Linked DNA regions of Homo sapiens: region 1 is linked to region 2. Evidence: chromatin loops called from intact Hi-C (ENCODE). Cell type or tissue: dorsolateral prefrontal cortex. All regions are shown on one strand. Links, peaks and the distances in the headings refer to the core of each region. The heading gives the core; the rest is flanking DNA.

Evidence for each region. Peaks named below come from ENCODE experiments on the same cell type or tissue, not always from the same donor. Only the 100,000 strongest peaks of a DNase experiment are listed, where the experiment ranks them.
Region 1: a loop joins it to region 2, with 4 times the contacts of the local background. A loop is called at or near these places in 2 of 110 quality-filtered maps.

The regions. Positions count from the first base shown.
Region 1 is chr12:125,087,311-125,098,199 of GRCh38, reverse strand. AACS (acetoacetyl-CoA synthetase) reads right to left here. Exons shown (of 18, transcript NM_023928.5): 5 at 6,677-6,774. Among named protein-coding and RNA genes, the nearest start is that of AACS, 27 kb to the right of the region's middle. RefSeq lists an enhancer at 6,628-7,129. In dorsolateral prefrontal cortex, for the core only: a CTCF peak has its summit at 4,580 (motif pointing left); DNase peaks (open chromatin) are centred at 3,110 and 4,529; H3K4me3 peaks cover 779 bases; H3K27ac peaks cover 5,401 bases.
Region 2 is chr12:125,337,452-125,346,847 of GRCh38, reverse strand. The region is part of intron 1 of TMEM132B (transmembrane protein 132B); the gene reads right to left. Among named protein-coding and RNA genes, the nearest start is that of TMEM132B, 160 kb to the right of the region's middle. In dorsolateral prefrontal cortex, for the core only: a CTCF peak has its summit at 5,860; a DNase peak (open chromatin) is centred at 5,948; H3K27ac peaks cover 2,156 bases.

The DNA.
Region 1 (10,889 bases), core at 1,214-9,213, 250 kb after region 2:
CCTCTGCCTCCCAAAGTGCTGGGATTACAGGTGTAAGCTACCCAGCCCAGCCCTCTAAAGAATATTTAATCTGGGAGAGAGACAGAAACAAACACTGGTTCGGATCCACTTGTTAAAGGGTGTGTACTGGATAGTAGAAAGGTGATGAAAGTTAAAAAAGAAAGAAAAGAAAAAGATAAAAAGGTGTACAGTAGAGAGAAGCAGAAATGAGACTGGTCGGAAGCTACTACGACGGCACGCGTGAGAGATGGCAGTGCCTAGCCGGGGTCACAGAGGAACCGAGGAACCGCTCAATCAAACGTATGAAGGAGGACAGTGGAGAGGCGGCAAGAACAGCCAACGGTAGGGAAGGGAGTGAAAGGGTGTGGCGCACAGCCCGAGCTCCTGGTTTGGCAGGGTTGTAGTGGCGGGGGTTACTGAGATGGGGCTCCCCCTGGGGACTTGTGAGCTCCTCTGGGGCTCACTGAGTCTTGAGAACTTCTGGCAGCCCCGCCAGTGCTGACTGGACAGGGGGAAGGAAGGCTGAAGTGCTCTCAGGATGCACAGTCATGACAGGAAGGAGGGGTCTTCCTCCAGCTGAACACCTTGGCCACTGCGGAAGGCACGGGAGGAGGCGCAGACCAAGCCAAGCTTCTCTCTACTCCCGCCACTTCCTCTGCCCCTCAGCAAAGTTCACGGCGGGCGGGTGGGGGACAAGGGAATGACTGTGACATTATTACAGAGACGCCCTTGGAGCTGCCCCAACGCACTTTTTTTTTTTTTTTTTAAGTAAAACATTGGCCAACTTCAGCATCAGTTTAAAAAAGTGCATGGGACATACAGGTAACAGGGACTTGGCCCCTGGCCTCAGGACATCAGGCCTTCGGTCACCGTCCACCTCCTCCCTCCTCCATTTCAAGGGTACCCCCGGTACCCCTTCCTCAGTGACGTCCTTGGTGGACAAAGACTATTTCCTACTACTTCTTCTTCTGCTCTAAACTGCTACACAGAGGTGGTTGCAGAAAGCCCCAAAATGGTGCCCCCCAGGAGTCCAGCAGCAACAGGCCGAGTCTGCAGGCAGGTGGCACCCCGGTCCCACCAGCATTTACTCCGCAGGCCACCAGGGCTAGCCCTCCTTGCGTCTGATGCTAACATACACCCTGCCCAAATCCATCAGAAGAACAGAATGCCCAGAAATGGCCCTTCCTGGCACCAAACCCTCCTGGACTGAGAATGCCACCCCTTCCTCCTCCCCAGCCACTTCTGATGGGCAGGAGACTGGGACAGAAGCATCCAGGAGAGAAGTCTTCACCCCCTAGACCAGCGCCTGGGCACTGGCACTGGAACAAGGCATCTAAACAGAAGCTCACCCCCAGCCAGGCAAGCCCCTCTTCCCCATTCTCAGTGCCCAGATGCACCCCCCGAGAGCAAGTGCCTGCCCTTCCTGGAAAGACACCACGTCCACTTAACTAAGTGCATGCACAGCGATTTCTCAGACTCTTTCATGTCCTGCTGGGACTTGGGTGTCCCTCTGTTTACTTCTGACGCTCTCTATGCAAATATCAAGGTAACACATTCAACCTACTCTAAGGCCATGGTCCTTACTCCTCCCTTTCCTGGCCACATGGCCCTGGACAAGGTATCCCTGCACCTGGCTCCCTCCAGCCCCAGCCACCCCTTATGCAAAGTGAGTCCCAACACTCCTGACACCCAAGCTCCCTCACCCACAGGTAAGGGGCCTGTCCAGACCTTGGCTGTGGCGAACACACAAACCACAAATGGCATGTCTACACTGGTGCCCTCTCTGTGCCCGGGATTCTAAGATGGACCGAGAGTTCTTGGTTTAGTGGGGAAGAAATGATTGCCAGTTAAAACATATTGAGCATTTACTGAATGCTTACTATGTGCCAGGCCCCAGTCTGAGCTCATTAGAAGCACTTACTGCCCTTCACAGCCTTAAGAGAGGGGCAATAAGGCTGGGCACAGTGGCTCATGCCTGTAATCCCAGCACTTTGCATCACGAGGTCAGGAGATCGAGACCAGCCTGGCTAACATGGTGAAACCCCGTCTCTACTAAAAATACAAAAAATTAGCTGGATATGGTGGCAGGCGCCTGTAGTCCCAGCTACTTGGGAGGCTAAGGCAGGAGAATGGTGTGAACCCAGGAGGTGGAGCTTGCAGTGAGCCGAGATCGCGCCACTGCACTCCAGCTTGGGAGACAGAGTGAGACTCCGTCTCAGAAAAAAAGAGGGGCAATAGTATCCACTCCCTAACCCTGATAAGGCAGGAACGGGGTGAGTGACTTGCCCAAAGCCTCACAACTGGCCAGAGGCATGGCTGGGCTGCAGCCTGGCTTGTCTGATGTGGGTGCTGGTGCTCCTCACCACTGTGCTGGCTCCACTCAGAAAACACTAATACCGTACATGGAACAGAAAATCAAAACAGCAGAACAGATTCGGGTGCTAAGATACTGCAGCAGACTGAATCAGGAGGAAGAGGAGGAAACCCAGAAAGCCGCTGGAGTCAGCATCTCCAAAGCCCAGCGTCAAGAATAAGCAGGTCCCACAGGGTAGGCGGGAGGGAGAAGAGGCTGTTCTGAACAGAGGACATAGAGATCAACACCCAGGGGCAGGTGGAGTGGGGCCCAGAGGAAGACCTGCCAGGAAGCCTGAGGCCAGGGAAGAAACAGAGAGAGCCAGCCTGGGAGAGCCCCGGAGGGCGGCAGAGAATTTCCACAAGGAAACTGGGATCTCAGAGAACCAGCCCAGTACAGGGTGACCAGGATCTCAAGGTGAAAGGACTGAGCCTGCCAGTGATCTGGGGCTCAAATACCACAGGACCCCAGGCACAGTGACAGTGATCAGGCTACAAAGACGAGTGTTTCTGAATCAGAGGTCTGGCCCCTAGCCCCATGAAAAGACTCAGGGGTCCTCTGACACAGCTGAAGTTTTCCTGGCTGGACCAGCAGGGATCAAGATCTCGAGCATCCAAAACCAGCTGTCAGCCTGTCCTGGCCCAGGAGAGCTGCTCGAGGACAGCTTTCATGTTGCAACAAAACAAACACACCTATGAACATGTGTCTGACCTGAATACGGTGCTTAGCAACCAATCAAGCATTGAAACCAACAGCCGGTGTTGAATCATGGTGACAGCCACCCAGAGCGAGCGAGAATGGCTGTCCTATTTACACACACAGACACACACACACACACACACACACACACACACACACACACACACACGGCCACCTGATGGCACTTCAGGAGGACAAGGCCTGCAGGCTACAGGCTGGGCTCTCTGGTGTGCAGGGATCAGAGGGTGGCCTTCCCTGACATCTCTGAAAATGGCAAAGGCTCAAAGGTAAACAGTGAAACAAAAAACCCAAAGCCATCAAAAGACTCAGGACCTAGAGATCTTGCTGGGGCTGGAAAGGTTGGGAACCCTTAGAACAGAGCACTTCCCCAACCTGGCGATGCCCTTCGAGCCCAAAAGCATTAGTAAGGCAAGCTGAGATGCCCAGGCAGCCAGCAGAGAGCAGGCAGAAGGAGGTGGGCAGTGGTGGGAGAGAGCATGGAATGGGTAGAAGTAAAGCACAGGGGAGTGACGGAGGCCAGAAACGCGTTCCCCCAGTGTCATCGAGTAAAGACGGATGCCCCAGCACTCCCTGGACAGCCCACTGCGGTCTGTGGCTCTGCAGCAGAGAGGGTCCCTTCAGCACCCAGCACAGCCAGCCGAGGAGCTCTCAGTGGACAGGCGTGTGAACCCACGAGTCCAACGGTGCGACTCCATCAACAGAGACCAGAAGTCAACACAGGATTTGTAGGAGAGTGGCAATTTCCCTTTACGATATTCTCTGAGATTCAAAGAAATATAATTTCAAAGCAAGAGAAAACATGATTCCAAAGGGAAGACATTCACGCTTCATTGCAGTTTCTGAAGAGCGCCCCTTACTGAAAATGGGGCACAGTCTGAAGTTTAACATGGTGATGATGGAAATTAAAAACAGGATCTCTTTTTTAAGTAGAGATCTGCAAACCGATGCAGGAACTGTCCACGAGCCCAGAACCCATCAGCCTTGGCTCAGTTCCAGCCCCACCTCATCAGCAACTCCAGGAATTCATCCCTGTTAGTTTTAGCCCCTGAACAAGGATGGTAAATAGAGGGTGAGCAGAGGCTTTCGCGCAGTCGACCTGTGCCAGGTCCTTACTCAGCTCCGACAGCGGGTGTCCAGGTGTCTGTGGGACCAAGCGCTATGAACATGGCATCCACGCAGGCCCTCCCACGCTGGGTGCACACGGCCAGGAGTGCTGCCCAATAATGCCTGCCACGAAGCCACCAAATGCCGACAGACTCCCTGCCAACCGGCTGGATCTCAGTTCGAGTGCGAGTAACGTGCGTCACACACACCCCCGTCTCCGGCAGGATGGAGTCTATACCTCGGACACTAGCAAAATGAGCGACAGAGAGAAGCATCTCAGCAGGAGGGCAGGTGGCCCTGTTTTCTGACCTGAGACGTAGCCGCAGGGCCTGGGACTGTTCACTTCCCAGAAGCTGCGGGAGCCATGGGGTGAGCAGAGCCATGCTGCCATCTAGTGCGCCCAGCAGCTCGGCCAGCACTTCCCACTCCAGAGGTGGCTCGGGGAGGCGGTGATTCCAGAAAACCCTGGACCAACCCCGGCCAGGAAGCAGTGTCCCCGAGACCATGTTTGCTACAGAGCCATGCATCCCTCCTGAGTCCTTCCAGGATGGGCAGATCCTGCCGGACTGGAGTCAGCGGGGAGTGACGTGCACAGGACAATGACCCAGCGAGGCTGGATGCAGCTGTGAGACAGGCTGGGGTCCAGCCCTGCCACTGCAGCCATGCAGAGTCAGAGGCTCTCCCTCTCTCCACCCCCTGGCCTCAGACAAACCACCAAAGGCCGATTCCAGTTGCTCTGATATCACCTCTCCAGGGGGAGGAGGCTACACTCCAGCTCTGGGAGGCCATGATCACTCCCCTGCCACACACGGCTCTCCCAGCCTCTCACAACCCGTTTACAAAAGGTTAGTCATAATTTAACTCAAAACACACCCATCTCCCGACTAGTTCAAACAGTAGCTAACACTTACTGGGCTGGCCTGGAGGGTCACACCCTGTCCCCGGCTCCACACAAACGTGGCTCCTGCCATCTGTGCAGTTGCACTAACACTGCTGCCATTCTCCCTCTGGGGACACCAGGGCACTTGCCCATGGACACTGATCAAGGAAGCCACATGGAGCAGAGGCAGCCAGCCTGCCCGGCCTTGAGCACACCCTGCCATCCTGCCGTCTCACCCTGGGGCCCTTCCCTCTGCCCTGGACAGCCTGGCTCAAGGTCGGCTGAGGGGTCTGAGTGTCCAGTCCGGAACTCCACCCCTCCAGACCCTCCCACAAGGACACCATTGGCCCCAGCAGCCCAGGCAGCCCCCACAGAGGGCCCTAGGGACAGGAGAGGCCACAGGTTGAGTTTCTGTCTAGGTCAGTCCCTGCTGACCTGGGGAGGTCCTGGGGTGAGATGGCCTGGGAAAGAACACAGGAAAGTTCCAGAAGGCAGGGCACGGCCATCCAGCCACACAGTACAGATCTACAAGGTGGCCACGCCCTCCCTGAACCCAGCAGGGCTCCATCATCAGCCCAGCTGGTGCTGCGGCCTGATGCACGGCTGGCCAGTCTCACTCCTCTGGGCCTGTGTCTGATCTCTCCTCCCACGGTGTGGAGAAAGGACACTCCTCCTCCAAAACCTTACTGAAAAAGCAAGCCTCTAAGTAGACATGATTTCTAAGCTCACACCCAAAAGCCTCACCTGTGGACAAGCACAGACACCAACTCCGGGCACTGGGTTTTAAAGGGCCAGCGGCCACACCTGCAGCTGGTGCTGCTGACTGACGGACGGCACAGGGCCTGGCCCAGAACAGAGGCAGCTGGCACCAGGAGGAGCGGTCAGGGACACGGATGCTGCATGTCCTGTAACAGGTTCTCATGGCTCCTGAAGGTCCCTGACGCTCAAGGCTCTGCAGCCAGGAGAGGGCCCTGGCTGGGGAGTGGGGGCCCCAGGAAGACCCGCTCTGCGGCTGCTTCATTTGCCCCGTGGAAAGACCTATAGGCTGGGGGGCCCCAGTGGGGATCAGCACATGCTTCCGGCCCTGCCTGGGCCACTCTGGGCAGCTGGACACACCCTGGGGTGGTTTGGGGACAGAGAGGCCACCCTCCCGGAGTGCACACCCACACAGTACGGGTCCAGAGGAAGGGGCTGGTAACAGCAGAAACCAACACAGGGAGGTCCTGGGGAACTTCTGCAGGCAGGACTTTGAGAACAAAAATCTAGAGAACTCTCTTCAGAGGACATACACTTAGCAAACCTCACGTGGTCACTAAATCCCAGGTGAGGAAGACAGGGCTCGACCTTACTAGACCTTAACAACACTGGGTGCTGCATACGCCACCTGCCCACGTCTTCGATGAACACGGCGAGGAGTGGGGGAACGTCAGGACTGCTTGAAAGGAAGAACCAGACGCAAGTCCTTCTGGCTTCTTTCCCCATAGAGGCAGCTGCAACGCCACCTCCTCCCGCTGGGCTCACGCTGCTGTCCGGCTCCCCTGGGAATTCAGCCCATGCAGCCCCTGCCCAGGATGCTCACAGGGCAAGGGGTGCCCCCTCTGTCACAGACCCTGACTCACATTCACACCGAAGTCCGGGGACGTGGAGCTCCAGATGGCACCAATGCTTGCCGCAGCCAGCATCGCCTCGACAGCGTGCTCACTGTTGGGTAAATAACCTGTGGAGAAAACATAGGAAGAAGCCTTGGGTTCAGGGTGTATGGGAGGTAGCAGATGTCCAAAAGGTTTCTCTGAGAGCCAAGGTCAGAGTGGGAAGGGGGCTGGCCTTGAACTGCCTGAGGATCCTGACCACCAGCCCCCGCCCAGATGAATCGCCTGCTGCCAGCCTGTCAACTCCCCACCATCCCCCTGCAATCCATTCTCCATGCTCTGATGACAATGACCCCGTGGGCTCTCCTCCCTCTGCTCCCCATCCCTCCCTGGGATCTGGTCACAGCAGCCTTCTTCCGACTCCTCAGTTGTCCTAATCACCTCCTGCCTTTGCACAGCTGTCTGATCTGCTGAACACTCCTCCACGCACACCAGCAGTCTCCACTCAGTGTGCGCTCATCCTGCAGCTCTTCACTCAAATGAAACTTCCTCAGAGCAGCCTTCTCCAAGGCTGTCTTGCCCCCAACCCGGTGAACTCAGGTCCCCCAACTAGTTACCTGCAAAGCACACTGTATTTCTCCTTCACCAAACTTAGCATAACTGCAAATGAATAATCACCTGTGTAACTGGCCGTCTAGTATCTGGTTCTCACATGAGGGCTGGGACTTTGCCTGTCTTGTTCTTTGCTTTACCAAATGCCTTTTACCATGCCCTGCACATCAAGGGTCCTCATATATTTGCCGGCTGGCAGATGGATGGATGGATGGATGATGGATGAGGAATGATGAATGGAGGATGGATGGATGAATGAATGGACGGATGACAGATGGAGGATAGATAAATGGATGGAGAGATGGATGATGGGTGAATGGGTAGGCAGAGAGAAGAATGTATAGACGGATGGATGATGTATGAGGGATGATGAATGGAAGATGGATGGATGAATGGATAATGAGTGAAGGATAGATGAGTGGATGGAGAGATGGAAGATGGGTGAATGGGTAGGTAGAGAGAAGAATGTATAGACAGTTGGATGGATAGTTGGATGGATGGTGGATGAGGATGATGAATGGAAGATGGATGAATGGGTAGATGATGGGTGGAGGATAAATGAATGGATGAATAGATGGATGACGGATAAATGGGTAGGTGGAGAGAAGAATGTATAGACAGTTGGATGGATGGATGGTAGGATAAATGATGGATGAGGGATGATAAATGGAAGATGGATGGATGAATGGGTAGATGATGGGTGGAAGCATAATAAATGGATGGATAGATGGATAATGGGTAAATGGGTAGATGGAGAGAAGAATGTATAGACAGGATGGATGGATAGATGGATGGATGATGGTGATGGATGATAAATGGAAGATGGATGGATCAATGGGTAGATAATGGGTGGAGGATAGATGAGTGGATGGATAGATGGATGAGGGATGGATGGGTAGGTGGAGAGAAGAATGTATAGACAGATGGATGGATGGATAGTTGGATGGATGATCTATGAGGGATGATGAATGGAGGATGCATGGATGAATGGGTAGATGATGGGTGGAGGATAGATAAATGGATGGATAGATGGATAATGGGTAAATGGGTAGATGGAGAGAAGAATGTATAGACAGGATGGATGGATGGATGGATAAATGATGGTGAGGGATGATAAATGGAAGATGGATGGATGGATGGGTAGATGATGGGTGGAGGATAGATGAAGGGATGGATAGATGGATGACGGATGGATGGGTAGGTGGAGAGAAGGATGGATAGATGGATGGACAGATGGATGGGTTGATGGATGGCTGCACAGACAGGTGGACTGGTGGATGGTTGGTTGGATGGATAGAGAGGAGAGGGAATGAAGAACACAAGCAGTACTGTCAAGAGCCATATTCAAGCCTATAAGGGGCAGAGGTCCTCAGGCCCTCCATCTCCTAGCAGGCTGGCTTTCATGACAACAGAGGCAGGGAATCCTCATGGCCACAGAGACTATGATCAATTAACCAGATCACTCTACACATTCCAGAGGAAAGGACCTGTACAGTAGGGCAGAAGGCAGTCACGAGACGAAGGGCCATGAACAAGGCCTCATCAGAGCGAGGTGCAGCTACCCAGGTGTGCCCCCAGGGGTCCCTAGTCAGCTGGCTCCCTTTTTCCCTCCTTCTCCCCCCTGCAGTGGGTGTTTCTGTTTGTCTGGATTCACACGCGACTCCCCTGCTGGGCCATAAGCATCCAAGGGGCAGGGGTCACACCACCATGGGGTTCCACCCACATCCGGCAGATGGTTGGTGTTGGCTGAGTTTGCAGCGAAGATGAGACTTGGCTATGAGCGTAAACTGAAGCATCTCAACACTGTCACCCCCAGGGTCAGGGCAGGACTCGGTGCCCAGGGGAGGCTGCTTAACCATCTGACTCCATGTGGCTGACAAGTGAGGAGGAGCTGGCCCTTCTCCCATGGTACATCAGACGCCAACCCTGGGAACCACTTCACAGACAAAGGAAAACGGAGCTAGGCGCAGCTTTAACTCCATCTTTTGAAGACTCTAAAGCATCCAACCCCATTTTAATCATTTTCTAGTGTTTTCTGGAAAACTCAAAGTCCCAAATCCTAGTAACTATGATCAGGTCAAATCCGTATCCAACTGAGACCCACAAAATGGCTGGGGCACAAGGAACCAGCTCACCTCTGAAGGGTCCAGGGCATCGCGGCCAGGCGTCTCCTCAAAGAAAGCATAGCTCACAGGGACCTTGGCTGTCCCCAATATAACCTGTTTTGTCTCTCCTTCACTCAGAAACGTTTGCTTCAAAAGATTTTTTTAAATGAGAATTGGGAGGGAAGAAAAAAACTGGGGACAGAACATTTTGCATTCCTTTGCAAGACCTTAAAAGTGTACAGATTAAATCAGACGACCAAGAACCCAAAAAGTGAGGTTTCAGCCTCAAAAATGCCTGCTTTGTGACTAGACGCAGTGGCTCATGCCTGTAATCCCAACACTTTAGGAGGCCACGGCAGGAGGATCTCTTGAGCCCAGAAGTTTGAGACCAGCCTGGACAACATAGCAAGACCCTGTCTTTACCAAAAATACAAAAATTAGCCAGGCATGGTGGCACGTGCCTGTAGTCCCAGCTACTCAGGAGGCTGAGGTAGGAGGATCCCTTGAGCCCAGGAGTTCGAGGCTGCAGTTGAGCCATGATCACGCCACTGCAGTCCAGCCTGGGCAACAGAGTGAGACCCTGTCTCAAAAAGAAAAAAAAAAAAAAAAAAAGTCTGCTCTGATGATCAGCCCAACACCCATAGTCATTCATTCAATAAACACTTCTTAGATGCTGCTAGGTGCCAGGCACTCTCTATGAAGATACAGCAGTGAGGAGAAAACAAAGCCCCTGCCTTCTAGTATGGAGAACACACGCACACAAACACACCAAGATCCCTGCAGGTTCAGGTGAGCCATGAGGACTATGATGAAAGCAGCTGCAGGAAGAGTGGGATGCATTTTTCGAAGGCTAACCAGGAACGGCCTCTGAGGAGGCAACCCCGACAAGCCAGGGTGAACCCTGAGGATAGGCTGAAGGAGAACAGGCCGCCAAGGGCTGAGACAGGAGGCAGCCGGCATGCCCATCGCTAGATTCCTTCCTAGTCAGCTACCAAACGCTGAGCACTAACTCCATGTCCAGTCCTGTTACTCAAGGGGGAGGCGGGGCAGGGTAGTGGGGCCTGGCGCACAGGATTCTTGGTCCAGCCACTTACTGCACTTATAGATGACAAGGCCGCCCAGCTCCTCCTGCCTCTTTGCAAACAAGCTGAACGGCAATTTGCAGTAAGTTCCCTCGGGAGAGGCACACCCGTGCCAAACACCAAGGCTCCAAAGCCCAAGCCCCTCCCCAGTGGCTTTTCCTGCCACCCGCCCCCTGTGGTCCTTGTCCGATGACATGGAGGGGAAAGGGAGGGAGGTCGGGAGCCCCAACCACCAGGGCTGCACTGGAAGATAAATCTCCTTCGTCTGCACCTGCTCATCCCCATGTACACACCTACCTGCATCTCAATTAACTAACAAGTATGTTTGGGGTAAAGAACAGGTCCATGCACAGGCCTTTACATTTTTTCCACAAGTCAAGGTGAAAGGAAAATTGTAAGAAAAATACCTAAGCAGTTCTTCGTGGGAAATCCTCAGTTGCTATC
Region 2 (9,396 bases), core at 1,397-9,396:
GAAAACGACCTCATAACTTCCTTTAAATTATCTCAAATCTATTTAAACACACGATATAGTCCCTTCCATAGTATAGACCTGGGTTTCCTCCAGAATGATGTCCATACAGGCTTGGCAGGATTTGGATCAAAAGATAGAGGAGGGAGAAATGATTTTGAAGAATTAGCCTCATCTAAAGTTTTAGCTGCTGCCGCCACCAAGGGGCAATCTGTATTTTGACAATGTCGAGCAATGCAGAAGCACCTCTCCAGATGAAATTTAAATTAGTGCTTTTTGTCATTGGTTTACTTCCCCTCTCCAAACCAGGAAGTGAAATTCAGGTGAATTTGCTCATGAATTACTTGGCAACAGGAACACCGTCAGCAGGAAACATCTGCCTTATGCAGCATCACAATATCTTTCAGCTGGGCTAAGCAGGCACACCAGACTTGGAAGTGAGTGGCTTGAATTTTACTTCTCGTAAAATTTAGGGGAAGTCCAACATAAGGCTTAAATTCTGATTTATTTACAAATAAGGAAAAGGAAATTAAAATAAATGCAAACTTTAATATGCTCTGTTTTCACTGTAGATTGGTTTATTGTTTTCTTTATCTTTTAAGAAGGTATTTTATACCTCTCAAAAATTGATTTACAAGAAATGTAAAGCTGCACCTTCTCTTCTTCATTGTAGCCAAAGCCTCCATTTTATCTGAAATAGCAGTGTAAGGTTTACACTCCTGTCCCACCATAACTCAAGCAAAATGCAATACAAATTTTGTCTGAAAGTGTATATGGAAAGCCATAAACGTCAGCTACCAGAGCCTTATTCTGTCCTCAAACCAGATTGCAACAAAATATAATATCTGAATTTAGGAGCATTTTATGAAGCCACGGGACTGTGTCCTGAGAAATACACTGAAAAGCTAACACTCTTCCCTTTAATCCCAAAATGTCACATAGTAACACCATTCTTTTTCCCATTGGCAGGTAGACCGTGTGGCCCGCGTTCTGAACGTGAAATGAGGCCCTATTCAGTCTGCCGATTTCCTAGAGAGGTATTTACCACTGGACAGAACGAGGTGGGCCCTGAGAGCAGGAAATGAGGAAGGAGCAATGAGGCCCAGCTGAAAAGAACTTCTCATCACTGCCCTCCTTATGAGCCAAGAAGAGAGTCAAGTTCAGGTTCAGAGAGAACACAAGGTGCACCAGACAGATGCTCTGTGGCTAAAGGATGCTCCGACTCAAAATACCAATGGCAGATGGCTCCAAGGAAGCCCTAAAGACAGCCTCGGCAGGAAGAGAGGGGAGGAGATTAATAATATTACTCCTAGAATGAAGCAACTCACAGGGTGCCGGGAATCCAGGCAGGGAACCTGTGACCCAAACTGAGTGAGTGGATGTCACTGCTGTGCTTAGCACACAAAAAACATTCCTGGACATGGACCTTAGTCAGCACTGGTGGGACATGAATCCCTGAACCCCAAGATGGTACAATGTGAACCTGCTACAACATGGGACACACTCAGAAATCAGTCCCTTTCACTGTTAGCTCCAGTCATGTCTGGGAGCTAACTTGCCAGTCTTGTGGCTACTGGTGACCCACTTAGGGTACAGGCCCACAACATTTCTGAGGCTGAGTCTCCTCTAATTCACACAAAACAACTCAGGCATCGAGAGCCAGGTGTGGAAAGTTCTCTTTCCAGTGGGCCAGGTGGCCAGGTGACCAGGTCACCAGGTCTTTGAAAAACACCAGGAAGAGAAACTCCTTACTGGTCTGTCAAAATGTGGCCCTAACAACTGATACAATTCACTACCACCTGGGTACCGCGGGAATAATCACAACCCTTACTGATTTCATGGTCGTGAAGGCCAGGAGCCAAAAGGAGGCCTTTGTCAGCATTAATATTAGTTCAGGTTGGTGCAGTAAATGTCATCTCTGGCGGCGGCGGAATGGACTAGAAAATCTTCCATGCTGTCTTCCACCCAGAGTTCTCCCATCTATTTCCACAGCTCCACTTTGGTGCTGTTTTCACATAGTTCTCCTTGCCCTTACTTGCACTTGCTGGGGAAGCTCATCACCCACATGTGAGCAGAGAAGACTCCTTCTGGTCTGGATTTCTTAGCTCAGAGACACCTTCTCTGAGCTGACCAGCAACTTCAGCCATTCCACTCATGCCAATGTAGTTCCCTGCTCCCTTGCTCTCTCCTTCCACGTGTGTTCAGCCAATTGGAAGCTCTGGTAGAAGACTGGCGGGTAGGAAGAGGGGAGAACCCAGGGTATTTCACCCTGTGTCTCTTCCCTGCAGCATTCACTGGCAGAAACTGCATCTCCTCTGTGGTTCTAACCCCATATAAAACCCCCACCATGGTCCCAGTTTCCTGTAGCAGGTTCTAATGCTTAACCCAGCAGCTTCTGGGTTCTGATAACCTAACCTCTTCCCCTTTTCCCTCTAGCCCAAAAGGTGACAACAGCTTCCAGCTCCTGCTGTTCTTAATTTCTAAATCACTTTACCATCCCCAGATGGTACTTTATCATCCCCAATTTGGTTTCTCAGATTTTCCAGCACCAGAGTAACTAATTCCCTTTATTAAATTCCCTCTGTAGAAATAACTAGAGTGATTTGTTTTCCTGACTAAAGCATGACTACTATATCCAGTCACTCATCACTCCATCCTGCTATATTCCCTCAAAGCCACTATCACCATCTGAAATTAGCCTTTGTGTTTTTCCTTGTTCCCTTGTTTACTATCCATTCTGTCTACTAAAATTCAGATACCATGAGAGAAGGGGCTTTGATGTCCAGTTTACGGCACAATCTCCAGTACCTAGCAGGAGAAATTAAATAGATATTTGCTGAATGAATGTCCATCAATTAAGACTGCCTTGGTTTAACGCTTGAGAGAATAAATCTCTCTGTGTTCCTTCTGAGTTTCTCTCTGGCTTCTTCCCAGGGTTGTTAATAGATACTGTTTTTATTAACACAGCATTTGCCCATCACACTATCACTCCATTCATTTGGTCCTAAAATATCACACCACTGTGGTCACTAAGCTGGCAGCTATGTTTGCCAACCAAAGAGCTGCAATTCTCAAGTAGAAGGAGAAAATATCGCTTAAAGGGAGATGCACACCATTTACAGGCCAACACACCTAGGCATATTTACCAGTCATGCCAGTTGATTATCACAGCAGTTGTAAAATAAGTTCTGTTAGACCGTTTTCAAAAAATTATGAAACTGAGGCACAGAGAAATTAAGCAATTTGAACATGGTCAACGTTAGAATTCATACCAGCTCTATCCAATTCCAAAGGCTTTCCACTTTCTCATATTACCTGAGGGCCTACCTGGCCTGGCAGTTCTACAATGAGGCCAAGGAGTTAACCATTTGGAGGTCATCTGAAGGAGCCGAAGCTTAATGCTCACAAGGCCAGGTTCATGGACACAATCCCTGTACACCCAATGAGGTTTTCATTGCTCCATGGTCACAGGTGACTGTATCTCCCATCCCAGGTACCTGTTACCAGCCTGGATTCTCAGGTAGAGCAGGAAAATAGGTACAGCTGACCCAGAGCATCTCAACCCAGCTGCTAGCAAAACAGCCAGTGATCCCTACCTTTAAGACACTAATAAAGATGGAAAAACATTACTACCTATAAACCACCTTACATATCCTGGAGCCTCAGGAGGAAGATCCTATGCAACAATTTGGGCCAAATGCTCTTGGATTAAGGTGGTCATTCATTAATAACAGCTGTGGTGGGGTGATGCTGTAAATTCCCAGTTTGCTCCTACCTCCAGCTGTATCCCTTTATTGTACCCTGGAGAACAGACCCTTCCACACCTCAGCATTTGAAACACGATTCATTCATTATAGAATCAAAAAAGAAAGGTAGCAAATACTTGACTACTGAATTCCAAGGCCACCAGTATAAAAGCAAGATGCAAGAAGTCAGGTGAGTCTCCACTTTTCTCAACTACATAAAACACATCATGGCCTGAGAAAGAAGAAGAGACACTACAGACAGGCAAGCAAAAGGCCACCAGTGGCAGCCGGTCATCAGGCAGGAGTGACACTTGCCTTTTGTCCCAAGATTCTTCTCACCCCTCAAGCTGGGCAGCCCTGCTTGGCCAAGCTGGGGCTCACAGGAACAGGAAGCAGATATGAGGCAGACAGAAAGCAGATGAAGGGCAAATAGGAAGTCAGCAGGAGCAAATGGGAAGCAGACAGGGAGAGAGAGGAAGTGGAAAGGAATCAGACACAGAACAAAATGGAAGAAGCAGATAGTTCCTGCTCCCAGCTCCAGCCTTGCAGTTGCCTCTATCTTCCCTTATAGGCAGGACCTAAGAAGGAACACCTGACTAAGAGTGGTTTTGCAGAGACCCACCCCTAGCATCACACACCAGAGAATAGAAGAGCAAGTTTAAAACTTAGAGCCTATAATGTAATAACTGACACATCCCACTTAACAGAGGAGGAAACTGAGGCACGGGGTGAGGGGAGTTAAATTACACAGTTAGTAAATGATGGTGGCAGGACAGGAATCCTGGAAAACTGGCTCTATGAATTGCACTGCTAACCATCCCCGTACAGCCTCACATTAAAGAAGTTGATGGGAGAATTCTTATTCCCAGAACTTCAGGATGATCCATAATTCCTTCTTGGTCCAGAAGGATACATGAAGATCCTAGAGCGGTGTATAAGGTAAAAACCTAAAAGGTGGGAATCTTAGATAAAAAGTCAGAATCCAGAGTGGCTTGTCTCTATCAGAGTCCACAGAATGGCTTTAAGTATCATGAAAAACACCTAGGTATTATAGTTTGCAGAACTACCAACAAAATAGAGAATATAGGCATAACATCAGGTCTGAGGGAGGAACAGAAGGAATTTAGTTTGGACACATTTGAGTGAAGGTAAAGGGAAGACTGGTAGAGAGATAGCTGAAAATATGGGATCATGGGATTCAGGGGAAGTGGACCCCTAATTTATCTCCCCACAAAAGTAAGCTCCTTTTACACAACACGCTACCTCATCAACTACCTCTGTATTCTCTAAGACAAGGATTCTCAACCCTGACTGCATGGTGAATGTATATATTATGCTTAGGACCTGCCCCCTCAGAGTTCCTTCAGATGGTCTCAAGTGAGGCCCAGTATTTTTCTGTGTTTGCTAGATGATTCAAATGAACAGCAGTAGAAAAAAGTTCATGGACACTACTGAGTAAACAGTAGGTGCTTTGTGTATACTCATAAAAATGAATAGTCAGGGTAAGGAGAGCCACCCTTGAGGGCAAGTCTTGGATCATGTGCCAGCAAGTCCATAAAACGTTAGAGGCAACTTTATAAATTAAAACAACAAAAAAGATGAAATATTTAAAAATAAGGGCAAAGGGAAAACAAGAATAGAATTATCATTATCATCATCATTTATATATACTAAGCATTTTGCAGGTATTAAAATCGTTATCATCATTAAGTCATCAGTTACTTAATCCTTGTAATAGATCAAACACCATTCTAAGCATTTTATATGTATTAACTTTTAATTCTGATAATCTTTTGACTATGAGGATTTAGTTTTTACCCCCACTCATAAATGAGAAAACTGAGGCACAGAGCAGTTATGTGACTTGCCTAAGATCACACAGCTAGTAAGTGGCAGAGGTGGAATTTGACCCAGGCAGTTTAGCTCCAGGCAGAGTTCTCACTATTAGCCATTATGTTCTGCTGCCAGAGGAAAGCTCGAGCAAGCAAAATCTACATTGTAAGAGCGTAATCAGTGACTAAAGGGAACTGCATATGTGGCTCTGAATTGCCCAGCTCTCAAAGCACAAGATGAGGTCACTATTTGGACACTGTCCATAAAATGAAAGCAAGAAGCAAAGCTTTTCCTGGCTCTAAGAGAAGTTCCTCTGGTGAGTGCTCCCAACTGGCCCCTGCAGGGCATGACATCATTTCCACAATACATTGTGAGCTTACGAGGATGCCTCCTCTGGTGGGCTCCATGTAAGATGGGCCTATAACAACTATGGACAACGAAGCAAAAGCAGTTTTCCAGAGGGCCCAGCGGTGTGTGCCAAGACTGCTGACAGCTTTTGGATAGTCTAGCTTAACAGAAAAAGAAAATCCAGAATGTGATTCTAGAAAACCCAACGTTGTACACTCTCCTCCTGAATGTGCTTTCTTCCCAAACCAGGCAAGGCTTTTAGAAAGAATCAGGTGGCAGAGCACTTGAGATTACATTCTGAGGCTAGAAATATTTTACAGAGACAGTTGAAGGCAAATGCACACAATTTGAAATACAACAGAGAATACCAACCTTTTGTCATAATTTCCACCACCATGTTATGCTGAGAAAGTCCTCCTCCATATCCCAGGATCAAATAGACACTACCTACACTTCTGCTTGCTTTCTGTGCATGGGTATGTATAGATGGGTGTGTCTCTTCATTTTTACACTTAATTCTTGAATCTATCTGAAATCTCTGCTGGTGTATAATGTGAAGTGAGAATCTGATAAAGTTGAAAATTAGCACGCACTGAATTCAGACAATAGAAAGATTTTATTTGACTTCGCAGTTTGAGTTTATTTTAATTGAATTCGAATGCTTTGTGTCAGGGTGCGCACACATTTTTCGCTATTCTCTAATTCACTAACACCCACTTACACCTACTCTTTTCATTCATTTCTGGTATGTGCCTCAGCCTTGATCTTAGAAATTGCTTTCCCAAATAGCTAGCCACTTTCTCCAAACTGTGTTTGTATAATTTCTCTCTCTGCCAATGATTTCTAATGCTTCCTGATTATGTTGTTAAGACCTGAAACATCCTCAAGTCTACTTGTGATTTACTTATTTAACTTCTTTGCTGTGTGACTACACTCATATGAATACATTGTAGCTGAAATTAATGTGGATTTACAATACAGTTTATTATGTAGGAGTGTTATGGACTGAAGTGTACCTCCTCCCAAATTCATACGTTCAAGTCCTAACCCTTGGCACCTCAGAATGTGACTGTATTTTGGGACAGGGTCTTTCAAGAGGCAATATAGCTAAAATAAGGCCATTGGGGGGTGCAAATATTTTTATCCCACGCTGTAGCTAGCTCCTCTGTCTTCTTGCACTGCGTTCTCAGCGTGTAACTTTGCTCCTCCTGGCTACACAGTGGCTGCTCTATCTCCATCCCTCTCAGGACACACCACCAACACCCACACTTGGATGCCTGACATTTCTCTGGAAGGTTAATTGTCCTTAGAGAGCAGTTGCCTTTTTGAAGAGCTACTGGGGAGAAGTACCAAGCATTCTGCCTTTTACTGAGGATGGGGGCATTGGAAGGAGGTCTGCCTGGAGTGGGTGTTCCATCGTCAGAATTTAGTTACTCCTCTTGCTTGCAGCCCTTTTCATGCTGTCCTTGCTCTATTTGCCAACATGTGGTCAAGAGCCCCCAGTTCAATTGGACTGGCGTCCTCATAAGATGAGGAAATTAGAACGGACACACACAGGGAAGACCATGTGGTGGCATAGAAGGCAGGCGGCCATCTACAAGCCAAGAGAGGCCTCAGAAGAAAACAAACCTGCTGGCACCTTGGTCTTGGACTTCCAGCCTCCAGAATTGTGAGAAAATAAATTTCTGCTGTTTAAGTGGCCCAATATGTGGTACTTTGTTATGGCAGCCCTAGCAAATTCATACAGAGGCATTATTGTTCTTTATCAAAATCCTATTAGCTAGACTTCCCTGCTTTCCACCTTCCAAGTTAACTTTAGAATCATATGGTCAAGTTGCCCATGTCAAAACTCAAATGGACTGTTAGCTGGAGGTGAGGATCTACACATTGAGAGTGTGGATGCCTTTCAACTTCCTGCCATATTTTTCTACGTATTTTCAAGTTTTCTAGAATGAACATGTGCTGCTTATTCAATCTAAGAGAAATATTGACATTCTTCCTTCAAAAAGAAGGATACGGAATTTACTTTTAAGTAGCAGACTGAGCACACTTATTCCCTCCATCTCCACAGAAACCCAAATGAAATAAAAGCATGAAAGTACAAAAAGGAAAAAACCTATTATCAAGAGAAATGGAGGGAGGATATCTGCAAATAAAATACTTCAACAAATTTAAGAAAGAGAATAAGCGGATAAAAGTGTGCTGATGGGCAGGACAGCAGAGGAAACCTCAGACCAGAACATTCTACATGTGCTGCCAAGGATCAAGGGGCTACTCTGCCCACTGGAGCCCAGAGGGGCTCCTGGCTACCTGCTGGCATGTACAGTAAGGACAGGTGTGAAATTAGAGCCGCAAAAAAGGAGAGTAACAGATTCTGAAGATGAGACACCCACTCCAGGCAGACCTCCTTCCAGTGCCCCCATCCTCAGGAAAAACCAGAATGCTTCATACTTCTCCCCAGTAGCTCTTCAAAAGGCAACTCCTCGACACTGAGTTAACCCTCCAGAGAAATGTCAGGCATCCAAGTGTGGGTGTTGGTGCTGCGTCCTGAGAGGGATGGTGACAGAGCAGCCACTGTGCAACCAGGAGGAACAAAGGTACACGCTGAGGACACAATGTGAGAAGACAAGAGAGCTGGTCACAGCATGGGATCAAAGAAAAAATAAGATCAAATCCTACTCGCCTAAGCCACTGTGGCCAGGGCTTCTGTTACTTGCAGCCAAACACAATCCTAAATAATAAGAAAAGAGAAGTACATGGCAGAGTGCCTGGCCCAAAGTAAGTAGGAAATAAATGTGTGTTGAAAGAATAAATGAATAAATGGAATAAAGTTGATATTTTTAATGCAAATAAGTAAAAACAATTAAAATGTGAAAAAGGGAAGAAGGTGTGTACATTAGCTAAATCCTCATCTTTTATAGAGAGAGCGCTGCTGTCTACATTTATTAACTCAAGAAGTCAAGGTAGATGAATAATTATAGAAGTCATCACCAGAAGAACTAAAACCAGAAATGGCTAGAAGTGGCGGACTTTGGGGAAGGAGATCAAGGATATAGAGGAATGGAAGACTATGGCCATTCTTTCAAAGTTATTCTGTACCATTTTAATTTCGCCATCTGCATGTATGACTTTGAGGATGAGAAGCCTTTGTGTGCAGGAGCCCAAACCTAGCCAAACAGGGGAAAATAGCATAGAACAGAATACCGGAAATTTGAGTATATGGATGAGGGGAGAACACCCTTAATCTAGATAACAAGACATTATTGGGCCTGTGGGTGAGATGGCCACCTGTCAAGGAGAGGAAAATCAAAAACTTCCTCGTCGACCGTATTGCATATGGCTGCTCAGGCAGGGACTTTCCCAGCCTCTCCTGTATCCACGTATGGCCACAAGACTTCTTCTTGAAAGAGAAGCAGGAGTGTCACATATCACATTAAAGCCAAAACAGGTAACTTTTACCTTCCACCAGTGA